Linked DNA regions of Homo sapiens: all the other regions are linked to region 1. Evidence: chromatin loops called from intact Hi-C (ENCODE). Cell type or tissue: HCT116. All regions are shown on one strand.

Region 1 (8,000 bases):
CTCTGAGCCCCTTCCCCAGGGTCTGTGGCACCCCTTGGGGGAATTGGTGCTCTGAGGACCCTGGGGCCCGCAGGCAGTGATTGCGTGCATGCTGCTGCCACCCCAGCTGGGGCGACTGACGGCGCTGGCCCCGCCTCTGCCTCACTGTGCTGTAGGGCGCAGCCACCTGAGCCTCTCCCTTTCCCACGTGTGTAGGTGATTGAGCTGGTGGACAAAGAAGATGTTCACATCTCCACCAGCCAGGTGGCTGAGATTGTAGCAACACTGGAAAAAGAGGAGAAGGTGGAGGAGAAGGAGAAGGCCAAAGAGAAGGCAGAGAAGGAGGTCGCAGAGGTGAAGAGCTAGAACCACTGGCCTGGGCACCTGTCCTCCTGCTGTGCCGTCACCCTGGCAAGGGCCGTGAGGGCGATTGCTTTGTGGTGATTCTCAGTGGCTCATCTAATATTTTGGCTGGAATAAATCAGAGACTTCCATAATCAAGTAAATTTTAATTTTCATCATTCCACGGAGATTCAGTCTGTCTGGAATCCCGGAACCCCTCCACAGAATCGTGTCTGGATCCACACTGTGGTGTGGCTGCCACGGCCTCCTGGCTCCAGAGGCAGCTGGGCTGGGCCAAGGCAGGAAGGCGCCCCCATGTGTGTGGCCTCAGTCTCAGCATCTGACTGTGCTGCCCTGTCCCCAGGGAAGAGAATGAGGACCACGTGGACTCCGCCCACACAGAGCTGGCTGCTGTGCCCACCCTCAGGGGCGTCAGGAGACACAGCCTGGCCTCCTCAGGGCTGAAGATGCCTCCATTCGCCTGTGGACCTTGATTTCTAGATTTCAGTGTCAATAGACCTGTCTTCCTGCACACTTTCAGTTGGATGTGGGTCATTGTGGAGACAGAGGTGTCTGCCATCTCTGTGGCCTCTGGAGAGTGACGTCTCCCTGCTGGGAGTGCTGGTTCTCACGTGCGGTTTCCCTTGTGTATCGGAGCTCTTTCTCGGCTTTCTATTTCCCCCAGTTCTTTAAGCAGTCAATTGGCACAGAGTTTCCCACGGGGGCTGCAGTGGATTCACTGTGTCAGGGATGAGCCTGGCTTGGGGGTTGGTGGGGCTCTGAAGCGCATTTGGGGTTCTTTGTAGCTTCTAATGTGAGGTTTGAGTCCAGTGCGCCCACAGCAGCATGCCCTTCTCACCCCTTGCAGTGTTGCAGGCTCAGGCCCCTGGGCTCCTTCAGCAAGCAGGCTAGTCAATGAGGCATGAGGATCCGGCACAGGGCATCCCCTGGGGCTTCAAGGGCAATACCCCCGTGCTTAGGGTTTGCCCTGTGCCCTCTGGGTGGGGTGGCCTCCCCGCACTCGGCAGCATGGCCAGGCTGGCCAGGGCGTGGGCAGGTGGTGTCCTGTGGCACCTCCATCCTCCTGCCCAGCCGGCTGTGTCACACTCATCTTTTTAAGGTCAGGTTGGTTCCTGGCAAAAATGTACCTCCAGGGGCCTCCAAGCATAGGATTTGGAAGACAGGAACGGCACAGGCGTCCAGGAAAGCAGCTGCACTCAGACAATGCCTTCTCCATTACTTGAAGCTTCTTTCTGTTCAGCCATTAAAGAAACTTGACAAAATAGGAACAGGAGATATTTCTCAATTGTAAACCTTTGTGCAGGGACAGTTGGCTTCCAGAGGCTTTCAGCTTTCAGTTATTTGAGAAGTTTGTTTTAGATCCTTAACTAATATTTATGAATTCTCTCACCCTGTGTAAGTAGCCTGGTGTTCGTTTGTCCAAGTGTACTTACCCTTGAGAACAAGTCTTGCAGTTGCCAGGTGTGTGCAGACGCCTCTCCTGTGAGCGGCATCGCGGGCCCAGTCAGCTGCCCCGGCTCTCATCCTCGTCCTCACTGCCTTGGCTGAGCACTGTTGACGTGAACAGCCACTGCAACAGGCAGCCCATCCCACTGTCCCCTCTGCCCTGGACTCCGCATGGCCTCCAAAAGCCAGCTTGCCCTCCGGGTGCTGCAGGGGCTTTGCAGGTGGGGAAGGCTCTGGTGGGTGCCTTTGGTGGCTTCCGTGACATCAGCCGTGCTCTGATGCAGGCTTGCTCCCTCGTCATTCTCCCTCGTCATTCTCCCTCATCGTTCTGTGTGCATTTTTCTCTATGTCCTGACCTTTCTTCTTGCACCTAAAAGTGGTGTCTGGGTGCAAATGTAAGCAGTGGTGGATCCAGAAATATGAGCTTTGTGTAATAAGCTTCTTAAAACAGTCCTTTCTTACACCTGCCCAGGGCCAGACCCTCGGTCTTGGCCTTTTTCAGGAGCTAGGATATCTGCGCCTGGTGAAAATGAAACGAATTCCTGATTTAGGAATTCAGTGTTTCCTCCTCACTCCAGCTAAGCACTCACTTTTTTTTTTTTTTTTTTTTTTTTTTGATACAGAGTCTCGCTCTGTCACCCAGGCTGGAGTGCAGTGGTGCGATCTCGGCTCACTGCAAGCTCCACCTCCCGGGTTCAAGCGATTCTTCTGCCTCAGCCTCCTGAGTAATTGGGATTACAGGCATGCGCCACCATGCCCAGCTAATTTTTTTTTTTTTTTTTGAGACAGAGTCTTGCTCTGTCTCCCAGGCTGGAGTGCAATGGCGTGATCTCGGCTCACTGCCAGCTCCGCTTCCTGGGTTCACGCCATTCTCCTGCCTCAGCCTCCCGAGTAGCCAGGACTACAAGCACCCGCCACCACACCTGGCTAATTTTTTTGTATTTTTATTAGAGACAGTGTTTTACCGTGTTAGCCAGGATGGTCTCGATCTCCTGACTTCGTGATCTACTCACCTCGGCCTCCCAAAGTGCTGGGATTACGGGCAAGTTTTTATTAGAGATGGGGTTTCATCATGTTGGTCAGGCTGGTCTTCAACTCCTGACCTCAGGTGATCCACCCGCCTCAGCCTCCCAAAGTGCTGGGATTACAGGCATGAGCCACCGCGCCCGGCCTGAACTCTCAGTTCTAACGCAGGGATTCAGGAATTGGGCTTTCAGACTCCTTCTGCAGTGTCACAGTCCAGACTTTTTTTAAATGAAGGACACCCCGCAGTGGCTCACAGTGGGTCCCAGGGCTAGCAGGAGCGTGCTGGGGAGCCGGCTCTGTCTTTGTTCGCAGTGGGTCCCGGTGCTGGCAGGAGTGTGCTGGTGAGCCGGCTCTGTCTTTGTAAATCCTTCAGGGGTCCTACGGCTGACTCCACCGGACAGCCCGTCCTGGGCCGTGTTAAGCACCTTTTGTAGAAATCGTATTTTTATTAAAACATCAAATCTGTGTTCCTGTAACAGTGCAGAGTAATAATATTTCTGAACCGTTGGGCACACAGGAGCGAGTGGAAGCCGGCAGAGCTGTCCACGTGGCTGCAGGGGCTGGGCCTTGGGGCGCGTGTGGCTGTGAGGCCAGTTCCAGAAGGAGCCTCACCATCCCTGGGGGTTTGAGTGCTGGGCCGCCCTCCATGGGTTCAGCCCTTGGCTTCACGCTTCCTGCTCTGCAGGATGGGCCTGCAGGGTCAGGAGACCCACGTCCCCAGGTCCTGTGACAGCGTGAGCTGCTCATGGAACAGTGTGGGACGTTCTCCAGGCCAGTGGCCCTGCCACCTGGTCATGCTCTCCCTGCTCTGGGGACCTCAGTGACTTCTTGGGAGTCCTGGGGTTAGGGGCTGGGACCCTCGCCGAGGTGTCACCCAGGAGGGCCAGCTCTTCTGAAAGACTCCTCAGGCCGCTGAGGGGAAAGAGCACCGAGTACTGCCCTAGGGAGTCCTGGATGAGGCAGGGCCTTCAGCCTGCAGTCCAGCCCACAGGCAGGGCCCAGACGCCCTGAGGGATGTGTGATGGCCTGGGGCCATGGAGAGCAGCCCCCAGCCCGGACCTCTGGGTGCCTACCTGCCTCAGCGTGGCCTGGCTGCAGGAGTGCGTGGATGGTTCCAGCGCCAGGATAGCAGTGTGGTGTCTTGGCTCCCGACCCTTCTCAGTGGACAGAAGCCATCCCTTAGGTGCTCTGCCCACACTGGGACCAGGCCCTGTGGGCACCTCACAGGCTTCTCTGCGGCCCTGGCTGCTGGTTTGTTCACACTGAGAGTCCTCCCTCGGGGCCTCCCTTGACCCCTAGGCCCTAATTAATCAGAGGAAATGATGGACCCACAGCTGGGGTGGGAGGTGCTCCCTCATGGGGACAGCAGCCCAAAGAGCTGTGAACAAACCAGGTGCCCTTGGTGACCCCAGGAGCCACCAGTTGTGTCCTGGAAGCTGGGCCTCCCATGAGACATGTCCCCCTCAGCCATCAGCAGACAGCAAGGGCGGGGACCCTGCCAGCCTAGAGCACACCCAACCACTAGAGGGCACCCTGATGGCGGAGGTTCAGTTGTGCTGACAGCTGGGGTCTCTCATGGGCTCACCTTATGGGACAGGGGGAGGCAGCCAGGGAGCCCCTGGTGGGGCAGCTTCAGGGACTGTGCCCTGCCATCTGGGGTCGCTAAGGAAGCACGCTGAGGAGGAGGGGGCTGGCCCACCAGCACCTTCATGGGCCACTGTTCTCCCGGTGGCCCAGCCCTTTGGTCCCCAGCACCCATTCAGGATCCCACTGTGCCCACCAGAGGTCCACCAGAGCCCTGACAGGAGAGGGGCCTTGGGTTTGTAGCAGGGACACTGCCCAGCCAGCGCTAGGGGGCGCTCCCGGCCCGCGCTTCGAGCCCCATGCTCTGCCTGCCTTGGTGTGGATGCTGGCACTGCCTGCCTGTTGGCCTGGTCCCCCCACTGCCCTGCAGGCCTCAGCCTTCAGGCCCATGTGGGCCTCCCCATCCTGCCACTGTCACCAGGCGTCCCATGGCCAGGCCTGCCTCTGGGGCCCAGCATAGGGTTTCTGGGCAAGTGGGGGCATTAGGGATGCAGAGTCCCTTGTAAGGCCACTTCCACCAGGCCTGCGCCCACACGTGCTTCCCTGAATGGGGTTGAGTTAAACCCTTGCCTGCCCAGGAAACGGGCCAGCAGTACCCCCTGACCTGAAAGGTGAGTTTGTAGCCAGAGCATTTTAGAAGCTAGAGTTCATGCAGCTCATGGTTGGGAAACCCTGCTCTTGAGCCAGCAGAGGGGAGGAGAGCAGAGGGAGGACGGCAGAGGGGACAGCAGAGGTAGGGAGAGCAGAGGGGATGGGGGGAGGAGAGCAGGAGGAGGACGACAGAGGTGGGGACAGCAGAGATGGGAAAAACGGGAGGACAAGAGAGGGAGGATAGCAGAAGGGAGGACAGCAAAGAGGGTGGTGGGGAGTCAGGAGAGACGGCACACCTCCTCCAGGAAGCCTTCCCAGACTTGCTCTCACCATGTTGTCCTCCCACCCTGCTAGGGCTATGAACTTGGGCAAGGGCCTGGTTCCATCTCTGGGTTCTCAGCACCTCATCTGCCCAAAGGTGCTTTATCACTGTAGGGGACCCTGATGGAGCCCAAGGCAGTGGGGGCACTGGTTGCCCGGCCTGGGAGGGCAGAGAGCTGATCTGGAGGAGAGTGACCGCCTGTGTAGCCCCCAGGGCCCCATGAGGGCTTTGCTTGCTTTTGGCTCCATAGAGGGATGCCCAGAAAGCTCCCCAGCTGACTGGGAAGGCGGATGCCAGGAGTGGGGTGATGAGAGAAGGTCTGCCTCAGAGCTAGTGAGAAAGGACCCTCCCCACCACCACCACCACCTCAGGAACCCACAAGCTGGGAGCAGCCAGGGCAGTGCACCCCCAGGCACCCTGCTCCCTTCCGCCAGGCCCCTCCCATAAACATTCCTTGCTCTTGGGGCTCCCAGCCCACCAGTGACTTTCGGTGCTGCTGCCAGCATCCATCCCGCGCAACTGGGACCACCTGGCAAAGTGACCCCTCCCTCCCCTATCCCAGAACTGGAGACAGAAAGCACAGGGCCAGGTTAGCAACCAGGTGTCTTTATTTTTCGGAAAGTTCGTCGCTGGGTTAACAAAATCGCACCTGCCGGTTTGGGTGACACCTCTGGCCACCATGCACTGGGCCCCAAGAAGAGACCACCCTGAGCCATGGCCCTGCAGGCAAGCAAGGGACAGCTGCCCAGACTCAGGGCCCAGTAACAGTACAGAACGAACCAACTGAATTCACGGCTTCCCTCCAAGCTTTGAAAGGTAGCAGTCCAGGCTATAAAACTCTAGAAGCATTGCGTAAGAAGTGTTAAGTCTACAACAAATACATCTTGTAAAAACTCAATAAATTATATATATAGATATATATAAACTTGTAACATCTAATAACATCGGAACCTGCACACAGGGCCGGCCCCTCCCTGGAAACCGTCTCCCTGCCTGGGACACACAGCAATTAGAAGAATTTGTATGAAAATACCAGCTTGCTTTGAAGTCCAAAAAATAAATCTCCTAAAGAAAAATCCTATAGAAATCTAATTCTCCTGAAAAAGGACAAAGGAAATAAAATATCTTCACTGGAATCACCTCCAACTATTAACAACCTTTTAGGCTTGGAGGGGATCCTCCAGCTCCGGGGCAGGCTGGACGTACATTCTTGGCCGTCCCTCTATCGGCGGGATAAACCTTCTCGGTTGTCAATAAGTTAAAAATTAAAACTCTCCGCCATGTGGCCAGCTAAATGCTGGAAGTGTTGGGGTGTGGGAACAAGAGTGCCAGGGGCCCATAAATAGCTTTACAAATATACAGGTCCAGTTTTAAAACAAAACTGCGGTGCCAGAAAAGGCCCTGGTCCTCTGCTTGCATGGGTGAGACCCCCTGGGGCCTCCCTCCACGCCCCCCCACGCCCCGCCCAGGGCCATGCCTGCCTCCTGTGCCCCCAGGGTCGCAGGCCTCCGTTGTACCAGCCTTTTCCTCTTCCATATATGTTATATATATATATGTATATATACCATATACACAGCATCTATTTATAGAAATGTACACTAGTTTCCGGAATAAACCTTTTGCATAAAAGGTAAAGGCTCCCATCTTCAGGTACCCGTAATTTCAGTCTCTGAGGGGCAGGGTGGGAAGTGGGAAAGCCTGGAGGTGGGGAGGCGGTGCCACTAACACCCCAGGCACAAGGTGCTGGACATGTGGGGCTTCCCTGCAGGCTCAGCTTTGGGTGTGGGAGGGGCCGAGGCCCACCCTGTGATGTCCCGTGGTGCAAAGGCAGAGGCCGGAGCCATGTCGGGCCCAGCTCCCTGCCCCACGGGGGTCCCACCGGGTGGGCCCACTTACATTCTGCACTGGGTCCCCCCAGAACAAAGGCCCCTCGGTGCTGCAGCACCAGTCAGGAGACCGTTGCACAGCAGCGGGGACACCCAGGGTACCTCTGCACCTGGAGGCAAGATGCGCACGCACACAGGCACACGCGGATGTGCACACACACACACACACACGCACACACACACACACAGACCAAAGCTCTGTGTAGCTGTCTCTCCATCTGCACTGAGTCTCATGCCGGGGAGTGGCTGTGCACCAGCAGCAGGGTGGGCTGCTAGGGACCCCTCACATTGTTGGGGACCAGTGGCCCTTCACGTCCGCGAGCCCCCACTGCTGGGTGGGGCCGGGGGCAGCAGGTCGTGGGCAAACACGGAGTCGTCCCCTGAGGAGCTGGAGCTGGGGGTGTCCTGGCCACCCGGGGAGTACTGCTCGAAAGGCGCCGACAGGTCCAGGTACTCCTGCTGGCGGGAGGCGGGGTGAGCGCTGTGCCACCGAGCCCCTCTTCGCACAGCCACCTCTGTGCCCAGGCTGTGCCCCAGAAGGCCCGCCCCACACCTCAGCACTCTGGGGGGCAGGATGGCCGGGGACGGCAGGGGGAGGGGCATAGGCGGGTGGCACCAGGCCAGAGCCAGCACTCACGTCGGTGGACGTCACGGTAAGGACACGGTCCAGGTCCTCCACCAGCTGCTTGAAGGTGGGCCTCTGGGAGGGCGCGGCATGCCAGCACTCCCGCATGATCATGTACCTGCGGGCAGGGCGCTCAGGAGTGAGCCCCGCCGCTTCCCGCCTTATTCGGGAACAGCCT
Region 2 (8,000 bases), 90 kb before region 1:
ACAACCCAAAGAACACAATACCTTTAAGTTTGGTATAGCTGTGAAGGAGTGGATCTGCAGAAACCATGCAAGGCCACCAAGGGTAACCCGACACTTTGGACCACACCAAATCACCAACGTTGTATTTCAACAGGTGGTCTTTGTCTCTTCCAGTGTTTGGACAAGACTCTTTCTTAGCTGGAATCTGAAAATGAACAACAGAAGACAAACACTAACACATCCAATCACTACCTGTGTATCCAGAAGACCAAGGATTCACCAGGCTACAATGTCCAAATACACACAGACCCCCAAAAATGGAGTGTGCTCCCTTGCTGTGTTTTAGATGATAGCCTCAACATCGTTTCATCAAAATTTTGTCTCTCAGGCCAGGTGCGGTGGCTCACGCCTGTAGTCCCAGCACTTTGGGAGGCCAACGTGGGCGGATCACGAGTTCAGGAGATCAAGACCATCCTGGCTAACACAATGAAACCCTGTCTCTACTAAAAATACAAAAAATTAGCCGGGCGTGGTGGCAGGCGCCTGTAATCCCAGCTACTCAGGAAGCTGAGGCAGGAGAATGGCGTGAACCCGGGAGGCGGAGCTTGCAGTGAGCCGAGATCACGCCACTGCACTCCAGCCTGGGCGACAGGGCGAGACTCCATCTCAAAAAAAAAAAAAAAAAAAATTTCTCTCTCACTCTCAGCTAAAGGATCAGGACAGTGCATAGCACACAGCAGGTGTTCAACATTTTGAAGATCTCTATATAAATCTATTTCCTTGGCCTAGTATTAATAGACGGTCTTTAATGGTACTTTATTCAACTGGTCGAAAAGGAATTCTCACAGAATTCCAAATCCATACTGACTTCTGCCCCTCCAGTCATGTCTGACGATCAGTTCTCAGCAGCCCATGTGTCACCAACATGAACCATCCCAGTGTGGTGAGGGCAAGGGCACCAGGAGGACTAGGAGCAAGTCTCGGCTCCATCACATGTAATTTGAGTCCTTGGGGCTCTCTGAGCCTCAATTTCTCCATCTCTAGAACATAATGGGTAGGTTAAGGCTGAACATTCCACCAAAGAAAAACTCCTCCCCACAAGCCACTCACAGTTCTGCTCTCCAGTGGAAATAAGCACAGCCAGCATGGCCCCAACCCTCCAAGGGTGAATCTCTAGCCTTGCTCAAGAGCACTATACACATGAGTAAATTGTTCCACTGCCTCAGGCCTCAGTTTTCTCACCTGTAAGCTGAAGAGGCCGGCCCAAAACCTTGCCATAAGCATGCTGGTGAAGCCTGGCATGAGCTGCCACATGACACATTTTCATGTTTTTTTGATCCTCCCATCTCAGCCTCCCTAGTAGCTGGGACCACAGGCAGTGCCACCACGCCCAGCTAATTTTATTTTTTATAGAGACCGGGTCTCGCTATGTTGCCCAGGCTAGTCTTGAACTCCTGGGCTCAAGCAATCTTCCTGCCTCAGCCTCCCAAAGTGCTGGGATTACAGATGTGAGCCACCCCATCAGGCCTGACATACTTTCAGAACAGCTACCAGATTACTGCACAGCAACCCAGGTTTACATTTATTGACCCCACTCTCCAGAGGAAGAGTCAAAATTCAGGTTGAGTTACTCAAGTTTTAACAAAACCAAGGGACATGGCTAGGAATAAAAGCCAGATTTTTTTGTTTGGTTTGTTTTTCAGTTGGAGGAGAAAGAAAAAGCCAGCTCTGATGCAGGAACATCGTTTGAGGTCAGGAGTTCGTGAACAGCCTGTGCAACATACCAAGACCCTGTCTCAAAACAAAACAGCTAGGACTCTGACAACTTGCACAGGCCTCTTCCCAAGCAAAAGCATGAGGTTCAATACTGCTGTGGGCACTTCAAAAAATCTTTGTAGGCTGGGCATGGTAGCTCATACCTGTAACTCGAGCACTTCAGGAGGCAGAGGTGGGAGGATCGTTTGAGCCCAGGGGTTTGAGACCAGCCTGGGCAACACAGCAAGACCCTGTCCTACAAAAAATAAAAAATTAACTGGGCATATAGTGGTGCACACCTGTGGTCCAACTACTCAGGAGGGTGAGGTAGGAGGATCACCTAAGCCTGGGAGGTCAAGGCTGTTGTGAGCCATGATCACACCACTGCCCTCTAGCCTGGACAACAGAGACCATCTCAAAATAAATAAATAAATAAATAAAATTTAAAAACTTCACCACTGCCATTACATGAGCGAGAACTAAACAGCTCCTGAGTAATCAAAAAACGTTTTTTTAACCCTCAAAGCTCTTCATTATTTTAACAATTTCAAGGAGTTACAACTAAAAAGCAACACCCTATAGACCACCAGATGAACAGAGACTGCTGCCCCATCAAGAGTTCCTTCCTTCTGCCAAAGCCATGGCCCCTTGGTTGTTTCCTATGGCTTATACTCATCCGAGTGTCAGGGCCATCCCGAGTGCCACGTGAAGGCGTGGAGACACCATCACCAGGCAGAATGGAGCAGCACCACCACACCTTTCCATCGCAAGTTAGGATAAGGAAACACTCATTCGCTTGTGTTCAGTGTGCTGGGCTCTGCACTGGGAACCAAGAACAGGAGGCAAAAGACACATCCCTAGGCCTCAGGGAGGCAGGCCATCTGCTGGACCACCTGGCTGAGGAGACAGTAAGTGGACACTGGACCACAGGGTAAGGACAGCGGGAGCACCTCTGCACAGCTCTGCTTCCCACTCATCAGATGGTGCAGACTTAAGAAGTCACACTCTAGAGCCCAGCCTGTCTCCACTGACCACATCAGGCTAAAGAACACCTTGGAGATGAGATCCATGAAAAGAGTGTAGCCTGACGTTGTCAAGCAAGGGCTCTGAAACTGGCAGAACCACGTTAAGAAACAAGCTTTGCCTCTTTTTAGCCATTTGAATCTTGAACACTTAGCTCACCTCTCTAGACCTCTCAACTGGCTCAGCAGCCAGCTGAGAACTGAGGAGGCAGTGCCAGGGCATCCTGGAGCCCACCCTCCAACCCAAAGCCAGGGCTCAGGCAAGTGGCTGGAAGTACCAGGCCTGTCCTCACCTTCTCCGCCCGCCCCAGTACTCGTGCAGGTGCCCTCATAGGGTGGCCATGCTCACTGCTCAAGGTCACATGACCCCTTACACAACGTCTCCTAAATACCTTTTTATCTGAAGGACTTGAGATCTTAGACACAAGAGCTGCTTCGACAAGGCCCTGCTCCAGCAAGGAGTCATATTTTATGCTCCTCTTCCTGTTCCTTCTCGCCTTGTTTTCTGGTTTTTGTCCATTTTCTTCTGACTGAGACACATCAGCAGCACTGTCACCACAAATGGAAGATTCAAAGAGAGGCTTCCCATTCATGTATGTTTTGGTGATTTTCAGCTTAATTTCTGGAGAGCCATTTTTGATAGGGGTAGTGTTAGGGGGTGTCCCAATCCCTTTCATTTCCTGGGACTCAAAACGCAGTTTGGCATCGTGTGCGCCGGGTTCTCCATTAAACACCCGGGAAGTAAGATCTTTCAGCTTGTCGGCTGGAATAAAGGGCAGGGCGTCGTGGCCGTTAAACTTCTGCATGACCCCCTCCTGCAGGCTACTGGAGAGCTGGGCTTTGCTGAGGAACACAGAACACTCGCGGTTCACCTCGCAGCTCGGAGTCTTCCCGTTGGCACTGCCGAGGATTTCTGGTGCCTGCTTCATCTTTATGCACTTTACAACACTCTGAACAGAAAGGGGACTCTGCTTGATGCTAAATTCCATCCAGCCCAGATGCTTCCGTTCTTAGAACACTATGGTATTAAAAAAAAGAAAAAAGAAAGAAAAAGCAATTACATTTAAAACCTAGGATAGGTATGCCAGGACCTCTACAGCTTTGTGGGGTCTGATTTTCTTTGTAAGCAATTTATGATGTTTTTATAATAATTCAGGTCACAGAAGGCAGTTTTAGTATCACAAAAATTACACGGAATCACAAAATGATAAAGCTGAAAGAAAAAGGAATCATTTTTTAAAGGAAGAACATGAAAGTCAGTCAAGACAGCACACTCCAGTCATACCACTAATAATCTACAGTGTGGCCATGGACACATAACTTAACTTGCCAATCATCCCTGAAACACAGATTTCCACCTGTCCACCAACATATACTTAAAAGAGCTAATATGTGTGAGGCAGCTGGCATAATGCCAGGCCTATGCAAAAGGACAACAGGGAATAGCATAAAAGCAAAATCAACACTAACAGGAAAAGAGCTCATCCCAATCCCTCCTGTTACAGCTGAGGTATCAGGCAGAGGCTCAGAATGTGCCCAAGATGACCTGGTCAGCAAAGTCTAAAACCAGATATTCCAACTCCAAGCACAGGATTAGCTCCAGGTTGATGAAAATAAGAAGCAAAAAGCCAAGAGTCTCCAAGGGTGAAAGCAATCCCAGTCAGGTCTGGCTATGCTCAACCCAGTATTCTTATCTCAGTCCACTAATCCCCTCCGTGTTCAGGCCTAAATTAAACAAGAAAGAACACAGCAGTAAGGTCACATTTTTTAGCTACTACCTGAAGATTAACTACTTGAGAACAACACTGCTGAGCCACAACACAGGTTACTTTGCCAGTGCACCACACTGGCCAGTGAGGCCCACGTGCAGAAGGGGCAGTTTAGGAAGGTAACTCGCTGCAGCATGCTGGTGTGGGGTCTTCCCTGCAAAGCTACAGTCCCTAATCTGAGACATCTAGTGAAGGGGCCAGAGCCCCAAAACACAGCTAGGAATAAGAAACAGGTAGGCACCCGCCCCAGCTGGGAAGGCATCTCTCAGGAGTACACCATCACAAGCTCCAACAACAGCCCTCTGAGAAGCCAGAAATCAATAGCATCAGACACTAGGGAAAATCTGAGTACAGTAAGGACCAGAGATGCCCGTGGACTAGAACAGCGGTTCTCAAATGGGGAGGATTTTGTTCCCCAGGGACACTTAACCTCATCTGGAAGCATTTTTTATTACCACCACTAGGGGGCGGACCCTGACCTCTGATGGGTTGCGGTCATGGATGCTGCTGCATCTCCTGCAACGCACAGGATGCCCGCGCAACAGGGCTATGCGGCCCGAGATGTCCACAGTACTGAGGTGGAGGACACCTGACGTGCAGCAATAGGGGGCTGCTGGTGTCTGCAACCCGCAGTCTCCACAGAAAAGCAGACAGCTGAGGAAGGAGACAGGAAAAAAAGAGCAAATGTAAAACCTTGAAAAAATGTTGAAGTCCCAGTTCAGCTTCATGTGCTCTGGACAACTCTTTAACACCAAAACACATACAAATGTGTTCTGTCTGACCCGCACAATTTCTTAAAAAGGTAGATCAAAGTCAGTTCCTCTTCCAGCTCATATCATACCAACTGTCCCAAGGTAAAAACTATAACCCTGGACAAAACATAAAAAACCACCTCCTGAAGGAACTGAGAGCAACCAAAAGCAGAGAGAAAATGGACGGAACCAACTGTTGAAAGAAAGGGAACAGCACTGGGTGAACTCCATTTTGAAATGTGTGACTGAGGAGAGTTTGAAGCAACTGTAACAACTATAAAATGAGGGGGGAAATCTCAAGGAGAGAGTCTCAGAGGGGAGTCCCAAATTCTGCCTATAAACTCTGCCCAAATTCCAGGCTGATTCCAAGCAGCCTAGTTTATGAAATAACTGAAAAGAGATTCCAGCTGCTGGACAAAAAAAAAAAAAAAAGTGTGTTTTTTGTTTTTTGTTTTTTTTTTTTTAGACGGAGTCTCGCTCTGTCACCCAGGTTGGACTGCAGTGGTGCGATCTCAGCTCACTGCAACCTCCACCTCCCGGGTTCAATTCTCCTGCCTCACCCTCCTGAGTAGCTGGGACTACAGGCGCCCACCACCACGCCCGGCTAATTTTTTGTATTTTTAGTAGAGACGGGGTTTCACCGTGTTACCCAGGATGGTCTCGATCTCCTGACTTCGTGATCCGCCCGCCTTGGCCTCCCAAAGTGCTGGGATTACAGGCGTGAGCCACCGCACCTGGCCACGAAACCATTTTTAAGGGGAATGTGGTCAGGCTTTGGGAGGCCGAGGCAGGAGGATCACTCAAGTCCAGGAATTCAAGACCAGCTTGGGCAAGACAGTGAGAGCCCATCTCAACAAAAAATACAAAAATTAGCCAGTCGTGGTGATGTGCACCTGTAGTCCCTGCTACTCAGGAGGCTGAGGCAGGAGGATCGCTTGAGTCCAAGAGGTCAAGGCTGCAGTGAGCTATGATTGCACTACTGCACTCCAACCTGGATTACAGAGCAAGACTGTAAAAAGAAGGGGGAAAAAAAGGAAGCAGAGCCTCACAGATCTGTGGAACAATATTAAAGGGTCTGGAGTTCCACCCAGAAGGAGGAGGGAAAAAAAAAGGCAAAAATATTTGGAGAAAACAGTGGTCCTCCAAAAGTTCCCCAATTTAATAAGACACAAATGTACAGATTCAAGAAGTTCAGCAGCTGGGTGAGGTGGCTCATGCCTGCAATCCCAGCACTTTAGGAGGCTGAGTCAGGTGGATCACTTGTGGTCTGGAGTTCGAGGCCAGCCTGGCCAACATGGTGAAACCACAACTCTACTAAAAATACAAAAATTAGCCAGGCTTGGTGGCACACACCTGTAATCCCAGCTACTTGGGAGGCTGAGGCAGGAGAATCGCTTGAACCCAGGAGGTGGAGGCTGCAATAAGCAAAGACCACGCCACTGCACTCCAGCCTGAGTGAGACTCTGTCTCAAAAATATATCAATAAAAATAAAAATAAAATTTTTTGTAGAGACGGGATCTTGTCTTGTTGACCAGGCTAGTCTCTAAGTCCTGGCTTCAAGGAATCCTTCCCAAAGTGCTGGCATTACAAGCAGGAGCCCCTGTACCCTGCCAAACAATTTTTTTTTTCCCTTGAGACAGGGTCTCACTACCACCGAAGCTGGAGTGCAGGGCAATGGCACAATTTCAGCTCACTGCAACCTCTATCCTTCAGGGCTCAAGCAATCCTCCCATCTCAGCCTCCCGAGTAGCTGGGACTATAGGTGCACCCCACCATGCTCAGCTAACTTTTTAACCCTTTTTTTGTAGAGATGGATCTCACTATATTGTCCAGGCTGATCTCAAACTCCTGGGCTCAAGGGATCTTCCCATCTCAACATCCCAAAGTACTGGGATTACAGGCATGAGACACTGCACCCAGCCCAAACCACTTTCCTTTTTTTTTTTTCCTTTGAGACAGAGTCTCACTCTGTCACCCAGGCTGGAGTGCAGTGGTATGATCATGGCTCACTGCAACCTCTGCCTCCCAGGCTCAAGTGATCTTCCTGCCTCAGCCTCCTGAGCAGCTGTGAGGACTACAAGGCACTTGCCACCATGCCCAGCTAATTTTTGTGTTTTTGTACAAAGTCTCACCATGTTGCCGAGGCTGGTCTCCAACTCCTGGGCTCAAGCGATCCACCCGCCTTGGCCTTTCAAAGTGCTGGGATTACAGATGTGAGCCACCATACCCGGGTTTAACTATCTTTCTTATGTTGGGGAAGGCAAGGAGAAAGAAAAGAAAAGAGAAGAGAAGAAAGGAAAAGAAAGAAAGAAAGAATGAGAGAGAAAGAAAGAAAAGAAAAGAAAAAAAAGAGAAGAAAGAAGGAAAGAAAGAAAGAGAAAGAGAGAAGGGAAGGAAGGAAAGGAAGGAAGGAGAGGAATGGAAGAGTTCGGGAAGGAAGGGAGGGAGGGAGGGAGGCCGGGCACAGTGGTTCACTACTTGTAATCCTAGCACTTTGGGAGGCCAAAGAGGGAGGATTGCTTGAACCCAGCAGTTTGAGATGAGCCTGGGCAGCATAGTGAGACCCTGTCTCTACAAAAAATAAAATTAGCCAGGCACACTGGCGCACATCTACAGTCCCAGCTACCCGGGAGGCTGAGGTGTGAGGATGGCTTGGGCTCAGGAGGTTGACACTGCAGTGAGCTGTGACCACACTATTGCACGCCAGACTCAGCAAGACCTT
Region 3 (8,000 bases), 370 kb before region 1:
GGGAAGGCTAGCCGGGAGTTCATGCCCAGGGGACCTGTAGGATGTACCTCCTACAACATGGTCCTACTGACCAGCCTTTCTGATTTGGTGTCTCCTCTGTCTATGGTACAGAGCCGAGTGTCTGCTAGTCTCTACCACTGCCCATTTCTGGCTGTCCTCAGGGATATTTCTCCCTTCAGACACTCATGATGCTTCCTGTGGATTGTGGCAGGGACGGGTCTCCTGCCAGGGGGCCCAAGATGATGGGAAAGTTGATTGTCCACCTCAGTCTCACTTTTTTCAGTTTAGTAACTGAATTGGGAGAAGTTTTTCTACATGTTTGGTGACTGGCAGATTGGGGAAGGGACATAAAGTCTGATTCTCTTACTGTCTGCATGGAGTTTTTTCACTTCTGTGTGGCCTTGGAAACTGTGTCATCCTTATATTTGGGTTCTGGGATATTGCTGGTGATAATCTTGGTGCTGTATATTGGTTTTTGCTTTTTCTGTGAAGGAGAGTGAAGCCGGCTTTCTTGTGTTCTACCATTTTGGTAACATCACTCTATTACCAATAATCTCTTTTTATTATTAGCTGTCTAGTCAGTGTTTGCACTTCCCTAGTTGTTCTATAACTGTTTTTGTTTATTTGTTTTGTTTTTTTACAGTTTGTTTTAACTGGGGCCCAAAGCCCGTAACTTGTATTTCTTTTTGTTTATTTGTTTGTTTTTGAGATGGAGTCTCGCTCTGTCACTCAGGCTAGAGTGCAATGGTGCAATCTTGGCTCACTGCAACCTCTGCCTCCTGGGTTCAAGCAATTCTCCTGACTCAGCCTCTTGAGTAGCTGGGATTACAGGCACGTGCCACCATGCCTGGCTAATTTTTTATATTTTTGGTAGAGAGGGGTTTCACCATGTTGGCCAGGCTGGTCTCGAACTCCTGACCTCAAGTAATCTGCCTGCCTCGGCCTCCCAAAGTGCTGGGATTACAGGCATGGGCCACCGCGCCCAGCCAGGTGTGCTTGTATTTGTTAAGCCTCTTTTCATCTATATGTTCTCCCTTCCTCTGTCTTACACTCTTGCAGTTGTTTTGGTGTTCAAGAAACCAGATTGTTTGTCCTGTAGAATTTCTCACAGTCTGGATTTTACTGAGCACATCTCTTTCTTCTCATTTAATATGTTATCTCTCTTCTATTTCCTGTAAATTGGCAATTAGATCCAGATGCCTGATCAGATTCAGGTTAGATTTGGGAGAGAAAGACTACATAAGTGTTGTATACGTTTGTCAGGAGGTATATAATGTTTGGATGTTTATCTTTTTTTGTGATGTTAGAAGCTACTGCTTGTCATTGTCTAGGTTCCTTAATTGCAACATGGTGATATTTAAGATCTATTATGCTTTCTTCATTTATTAGCTATAACACTTACATAAAGAGAAATCCCCTTTTATCATCTATTTGGTTACCCTAAGTACACTTCATATAGAAAAGCCAAGATAAAATTTGATTATTTTCCTTTATTTACCCGTTTTCAAAATAATGAATTGTTTCATAGAATCACCAAAAGGTGATCAAAAAAAGCCTTTTTCATTTTAGTATCATTATGAGCATATGGATTTAAATATATTTGATATGTTTTGACACATTGCACATGATCTTTGATGAGTTAGGTGAGCCTTTGTCATACAAACCTAGTAATCTGGGCATCTTCTTTGATTTGTGGTATGGTAGGATGTTTCCAGGTCATCTTGTGCATTTCCTGCTCTAGACCTGAAATTAGCCATTTCTTCAAGGAGCCCTGTTACATTAGTGAAAATGGCATTTAGAGACCAGAATCTGGTCACTGGATATGTACCTCACTATTAGGTTGACTTTTGTTACCAGGCTAAGATGTTTGTATTTTTTTTTAAGATAAAATATACTGTGAGTTCATACTGATATTTCTAATTCATGTTCAGGATGACAGGGTTTTTACTTAACCTTATTGATCTCCTTTAAAACATACTGAAGAATCCTTTGTACTTGGAGGTCAGTTTGGCTGTATATAAGATCACTGGTTTACATCTTTCTTTGTATTTCTAAAATATGCTATACTATTGTTTTTTGGCATAAAGTGGTGCTTTCAGAAAGTGTGGTGAAAATCTGATTCTCTTTCCCTAATTAGTGACTTGGTCTTTTTGTCTGAATGTCCAAAGGTTTTTGTTTGTTTTGTTTTCCTTTTTTTTTTTAAAGTCTAGTGTTTTACTAGACTGTGTCTTGGTGTTGGCTGTTTTGGGTCAATTTTGCAAGATATGTATGTACCCTTAAAAAAAAAAAAAAAACTTTGGCTGGGCACGGTGGCTCACGTCTGTAATCCCAGCACTTTGGGAGGCGGAGACGAGTGGATCACCTGAGGTCAGGAGTTCAAGACCAGCCTGGCCAACATGGTGAAACTCCATCTCTACTAAAAATATGAAAATTAGCCGGGCATGATGGCGTGCGCCTGTAGTTCCAGCTACTCAGGAGGCTGAGGCAGAAGAATCACCTGAACCTGGCAGGCAGAGATTGCAGTGAGCAGAGATCTCGCAAGACTCTGTCTCAAAAAAAAAAAGAAAAAAAGAACACCTTGTAAATAGCTTTCTGGTATAGCTTTAAAAAATAGCGGTTTTATTAAGATATAATTTCATACCATAAAATTCACTCTTTAACTGTACAATTCAGGGGTTTTTCAAGTAATCACAGAATTGTGCATCTATCACCACTACATAATATCAGAACATTTTTGTCACCCCAAAAAAAAACCCTGTACTCCTTAGCAGCCACTCCCCATCCCCCCTTTCTCAGACTCTGGCAAGCACTAATCTGTGGTTTTTTGTCTCTGGAGTTGTGTATTCTGAATATTTAACATGAATAGAATTGCACAATATGCAACCTTTTGTCACTAGCTTATTTCATTTAGCCTGATGTAGCTTTTTGTTGTTGTTGGTTTTTAACCTAGTGTTTTAAAGGTTCATTCAAGTTGTGGCATGTATCAGTACTTTATTCCTTTTTATGGCTGAATAATATTCATATTTTGTTCATTCATCAGTTGATGAACATTTGAGTTGTTTTCACTTTTAGCTGTTATGATTAATGCTTCTATGAACTTTGGTGTAAAGGTCTTTGCGTGGACATATTTTCAACTTGCTTGCGTGTATATCTAGAAGAAGTAGAATTGCTGGGTCATGTGGTACTCTGTATTTAACATTCTGAGGAACTGCCAAACTTGTTTCCAACAAGGCTGCACCATTTTAACCAGCACTGTATATAGCACTGTAACTTCCCCACATCCTTGCCCAATACGTGTTCTTGTGTATCTTTATTTTAGTCATCCAAGTGGATGTGAAGTGTTACATCCTTATGGTTTTGGTTTGTATTATACTGATGCCTAATGATATTGGACATCTTCTCATGTGCTTATTGGCCACTTTTATATCTTTTTTTGGGGAAATGTCTGTTCAAATATTTTGCCCATTTTAAAATTGCATTGTCTTTTTATTGTTTATTTGTAAGAATTATTTATATATTCTAATATGAGTTTATTGTCAGATATACAATTTGCAAATACTTTCTCCCAATCTGTGACTTGTCTTTTTAGTTTCTTGATGTCCTTTGAAGCACACTTTTTTTTTTTTAAGGAAATCCGATTTATTTGTGTTTTCTTTTGTTATTTGTGTTTTTGGTGTCAAATCTAAGAAACTATTGTTTAATCCAAGGTCAGAAAGATTTACTCATTTTTTTTCATACAAGTTTAATCATATTCTCTCTGAGGTTAGGCTTATGATCCATTTTTGGTTAATTTTTGCATATGGTGTGAGGTAGGGGTCTGTATTAGTTTCCTAGGTCTGCTGTAACATTACCATAAACTAAGTGCTTAAAACAAAAATTTATTTTCTTACAGTTCTGGGGGCTGGAAGTCCAAATTAAGGTGTTGGCAGTTCCTTCTGGAGTCTCTGAGGGAAAATCCATTCTGTGACTCTCCCCCAGCTTCTGGTGGTGGCTGGAAGTCCTTTTCACTCCTTGACTTGTAGACACATCCCTCCAGTCTCTGCTTCCATCCTCATGTGGCCTTTTCCCTCTGCATGTCTCTATATGTCACCTTCTTTTCTGTCTCTCATAAGGACACCCATCATTGGATTTAGGGCTCACCCTAACTTAAGATGATCTCATCTCAAGATTCCTACCATAATTGTATCTGCAAAGGCCCTTATTTCAAATAAGTTCCCATTCTGAGATTCTGGGTGGAGTTATCTTTTGAGGACCACAATTCCACCCATTGTTGGTATCCAACACCATTCTTAGTACCTTTGTTGAAAATCAATCAACCACTGATGTATGGGTTTATTTCTAGACTCTTGATTCTGTTCCACTGATCTGTAGGTCTATTCTGTGTCGATACTACGCTGTATTGATTATGTATATGTCTTTATGTAGTTTAAAGTCATCTTTTTTTTTTTTTTTGAGACGGAGTCTCACTCTGTTGCCCAGGCTGGAGTGCAGTGGCGTGATCTCAGCTCACTGAAAGCTCCGCCTCCTGGGTTCACACCATTCTCCTGCCTCAGCCTCCCCAGTAGCTGGGACTGCAGGTGCCCACCACCACACCCAGCTAATTTTTTGTATTTTTAGTAGAGACAGGGTTTCACCGTGTTAGCCAAGATGGGCTCAATCTCCTGACCTCGTGATCTGCCTCTCCTGACCTCGTGATCTGCCTGCTTCGGCCTCCCAAAGTGCTAGGATTACAGGCATGAGCCACCATGCCCGGCCTAAAGTCATCTTGAATTACAGTGTTTAGTGCTGTGTTCGTTTGTTTTCTTTCCTTTGATTTCCTATTTCATATGTTGAATCTTCTTGTCTGTCTTTCATATTTATCTTTTTGTCATATTTATCATTTTTTATCCAGAATCCATTTTCAGTTTCGTCATTTCTTTTAGATTTTTTAAAATTTTATTTTATTTTATTTTTAAGTTCTGTTGGACTTGATTCTTTTTTATTTAAAAAAATATTCTGTCTTTTTTGGCTGGGCACAGTGGCTTACGCCTGTAATCCCAGCACTTTGGGAGGCTGAGGTGGGCAGATCAACTGAGGTCAGGAGTTTAAGACCAGCCTGGCCAACATGGTGAAACCCCATCTCTACTAAAAAAAACAAAAATTAGCTGGGCATGGTGGTGGGTGCCTATAATCCCAGCTACTCGGGAGGCTGAGGCAGGATAATCACTTGAACCTGAGAGGCAGAGGTTGCAGTGAGCCGAGATCATGCCATTGCTCTCCAGCTTGGGCAACAGAGCAAGACTCCATCTCAAAAAAACAAACAAAACAAACAAACAAAAAATTCCCTTTCCTTAATTCTTTTTTTTTTTACTTTAAGTAGTTAGCTATTATGTTTATTTGCTTTTGTGTCTTGCGCCAGTTTAGTTTTTATTTCTGAAATGTCTTCTTTTTTTAAATTTTCTCTCCTAGATTCTGTCATTTCTTTGTATAATTTTTCTTTTTCTAAGTCACCTAATTTCTAAGTATATTATTCGGATTTACTTACTTTTTTACAGGTTTTACTCTTTCTTAATTTTCTGAGTTTGTTTTAAATCTTATTTTGTTAGCATTTCTTTTTCAGCTACTGGCATTTTCTCCCTAGTGTGGGATTTGTCCTGGCAGGCTTCAGTTTGTCAGTTGCAAGAGATTATAGGGACCATCTCCCAGAGCATTCTTATACTGTCAGAGCTTCCCCAAGGATTTTAAAAAACATATGTTGATAACCATTACTTTTGGAATATTAAAGCATTGAAAAGGGAAGTGGAGTGAAACAGTCCTATTGGGTCAGTCCGCATCACCAGACAGTGTTGTAGAAAATCATGTGCTGCTGACGGAGACATGTGCTCCTCTTATCCAGAGCTCCAAATGTGCTACTGTAAGAGCCTTCCTAGATATCAAATGAGAAAGTCATAATACTGGCTGCTTTGGTAAATATAAATCTCTTAGACTGGTATAATTTAAAGATGCCTGAACATATAATATTTAATGTGATATGATCTAAGACTATAGTTTTATTTAAAGGCAAACTCCTTACTTTTGTATGGCACAATTCAAAATTTTAAAGTAACTTAAAAAGCAGTCACTTTAGGATTTAGTTTGTCTATTGATTTCTAGCCCGCCCCACCTCCCCAGCCTTTTATGACTCTCCCTTCATGTCTAAAGTGTTCTGGTATAAAAACTTGTTTGTTTAGCAAATATTGTATTTACTTTTTAAAAAGCATTTTCTCATGTATATCACACATAATTACAGTAATCTTTCCCCCCAGTTTTTGGATGAAGAAACTAACACTGAAGGGGCGAGGTGGCCTCCCAGGCTCAGAGGGTGATTCAGAATCCAGGCCTGGTGTTCCTTCCACAGTACCAAAGCGCCACACATTAGTTGTCTTGTAGATTTTCCACACTTCAGGGAGAATGCCAAAGTATCTTTGCCTTGCACACACTACCTGTTCAACACTCAGTGACGAGGGTGTCGTGTGTGCTCAGGCAACTCCCGCCCTTCTTCCTTTTGCTCGAGAGGCTTGGATTCCAGACTCCATGGTGCCAGACAGCCCAGTGACAGGCTGGAGGAGGGCAGGACTTGGCAGAGAGGATGCCTGAGGGAAAGAGGAGCAAGGAGGAGGGGAGGCAGGTAGCATGACCCACGACTCTGACTTCGACAGCTTTTAACATGTTTTTGAGAGATCCAAATTGCAAGTGAGCTTGGAGTCCCTCCTTTATGGCTACTTGAAATCTGCCTCTTTAATGTGACACCCACAGAGACGGGCCATGTGGGACTTGGGTTCATCGAGGCTGCCTTATCAAGGGTTCTAAATTCTGGAGAATAATGGAAAGTCACTTTGGTCCTTAGGTCTATAATTTGAGAGGATGACAATACTACTACTATTCGTTTGAACTTAAGAACTTTGTCAAAGCAGGAAAAACAACTATTGGTTTTTCTTGGGATGACTGAATGACCTTTTTCTCTTCAGTTGCTGATTTTATAGGGCTAGATCCCAGAATTGCTGCATGGCTTATAGATCCTAGTGATGCCACACCCTCTTTTGAAGATTTAGTAGAAAAATACTGTGAAAAATCCATTACAGTTAAAGTGAACAGCACATATGGAAATTCCTCAAGAAATATTGTGGTGAGTTGTTTAAGATAAAGTTTTATCAACCTTAATACATCCTATTTTTTCTGGAAGCTTTTTCTATTTTATTGATAGCCTAATAGTAAAAAGAACATTGTCAACATTCATTTTCACTTATTCAGCACAAATAGTTGTGACCTTGGCATTTCTGGTGGAGGATGTTGAATAAGGATAGGTGATGGCTGTTCTTCTATGGCACCTGTTCCTAGGAAATCTGTCCATAGTGTGACTCTTCCAGATGACTCTCTGATGTCAGTGTCACCTGCTCCATGAACAGAATGCCACTCATTGATAAATCCTTAGGGCTGGTGACGTGGCCACAGTGCCAGAGGTCCTGGGATGGCTACTCTTCAGTCTGTGTGGAGAGAATGGTCAGAACTGCCCTGGGTCTCGGGCTGGGTGCAGCAGCTCATGCCTGTAATCACAGCACTTTGGGAGGCTAAGGTGGGCCGATCACTCGAGGCCAGGAGTTCAAGACCAACCTAGCCAACCTGGTGAAACCCTGTCTCTACTAAAAATATAAAAATTAGCCAATCATGGTGGCAGGTGCCTGTAGTTCCAGCTACTCAGGAGGCTGAGGCAGGAGAATTGCTTGAACCTGGGAGGCAGAGGTTGCAGTAAGCCAAGATTGTGCCACTGAACTCCAGCCTGAGTGACAGAGTGAGACTCTGTCTCAAAAAAAAAAAAAAACTGTCTTGGGCCTCTCTCCAGGCCTTCGCCTGCTAGAGATACCCCTAGTTATCAGGAAGCACCATCTGGAAAACAAAGGCACTCACACCTTCTAGAACTGTGCCTAGAACCCAGAGAGAGAGACTTCTCAGCAGGCCCCAGAGGAGAGGTGTCTAGTGGTGGC

Evidence for each region. A loop is a pair of places that touch in the nucleus more often than their neighbours do. Peaks named below come from ENCODE experiments on the same cell type or tissue, not always from the same donor. Only the 100,000 strongest peaks of a DNase experiment are listed, where the experiment ranks them.
Region 2: a loop joins it to region 1, with 5 times the contacts of the local background. A loop is called at or near these places in 34 of 110 quality-filtered maps.
Region 3: it touches region 1 in a loop (6-fold over the local background); 2 of 110 quality-filtered maps call a loop at or near these places.

The regions. Positions count from the first base shown.
Region 1 is chr4:1,806,769-1,814,768 of GRCh38, reverse strand. FGFR3 (fibroblast growth factor receptor 3) reads right to left here. Exons shown (of 18, transcript NM_000142.5): 17 at 7,835-7,940; 18 at 5,902-7,653. The coding sequence ends at 7,507. It overlaps LETM1 (leucine zipper and EF-hand containing transmembrane protein 1), which reads left to right. Exons shown (of 14, transcript NM_012318.3): 14 at 196-3,290. The coding sequence ends at 345. Among named protein-coding and RNA genes, the nearest start is that of FGFR3, 17 kb to the right of the region's middle. In HCT116, CTCF peaks have their summits at 607, 4,434 and 4,642 (motif pointing right); a DNase peak (open chromatin) is centred at 4,668; H3K27ac peaks cover 851 bases.
Region 2 is chr4:1,896,400-1,904,399 of GRCh38, reverse strand. NSD2 (nuclear receptor binding SET domain protein 2) reads right to left here. Exons shown (of 22, transcript NM_001042424.3): 2 at 3,149-3,774; 3 at 22-184. The coding sequence starts at 3,745. Among named protein-coding and RNA genes, the nearest start is that of NSD2, 29 kb to the right of the region's middle. RefSeq lists an enhancer at 5,151-5,290. In HCT116, a CTCF peak has its summit at 4,981 (motif pointing right); a DNase peak (open chromatin) is centred at 5,019.
Region 3 is chr4:2,178,452-2,186,451 of GRCh38, reverse strand. POLN (DNA polymerase nu) reads left to right here. Exons shown (of 26, transcript NM_181808.4): 8 at 6,987-7,144. Among named protein-coding and RNA genes, the nearest start is that of HAUS3, 60 kb to the left of the region's middle. RefSeq lists a silencer at 1-21. In HCT116, no CTCF peak of the experiment used is centred here; no DNase peak of the experiment used is centred here.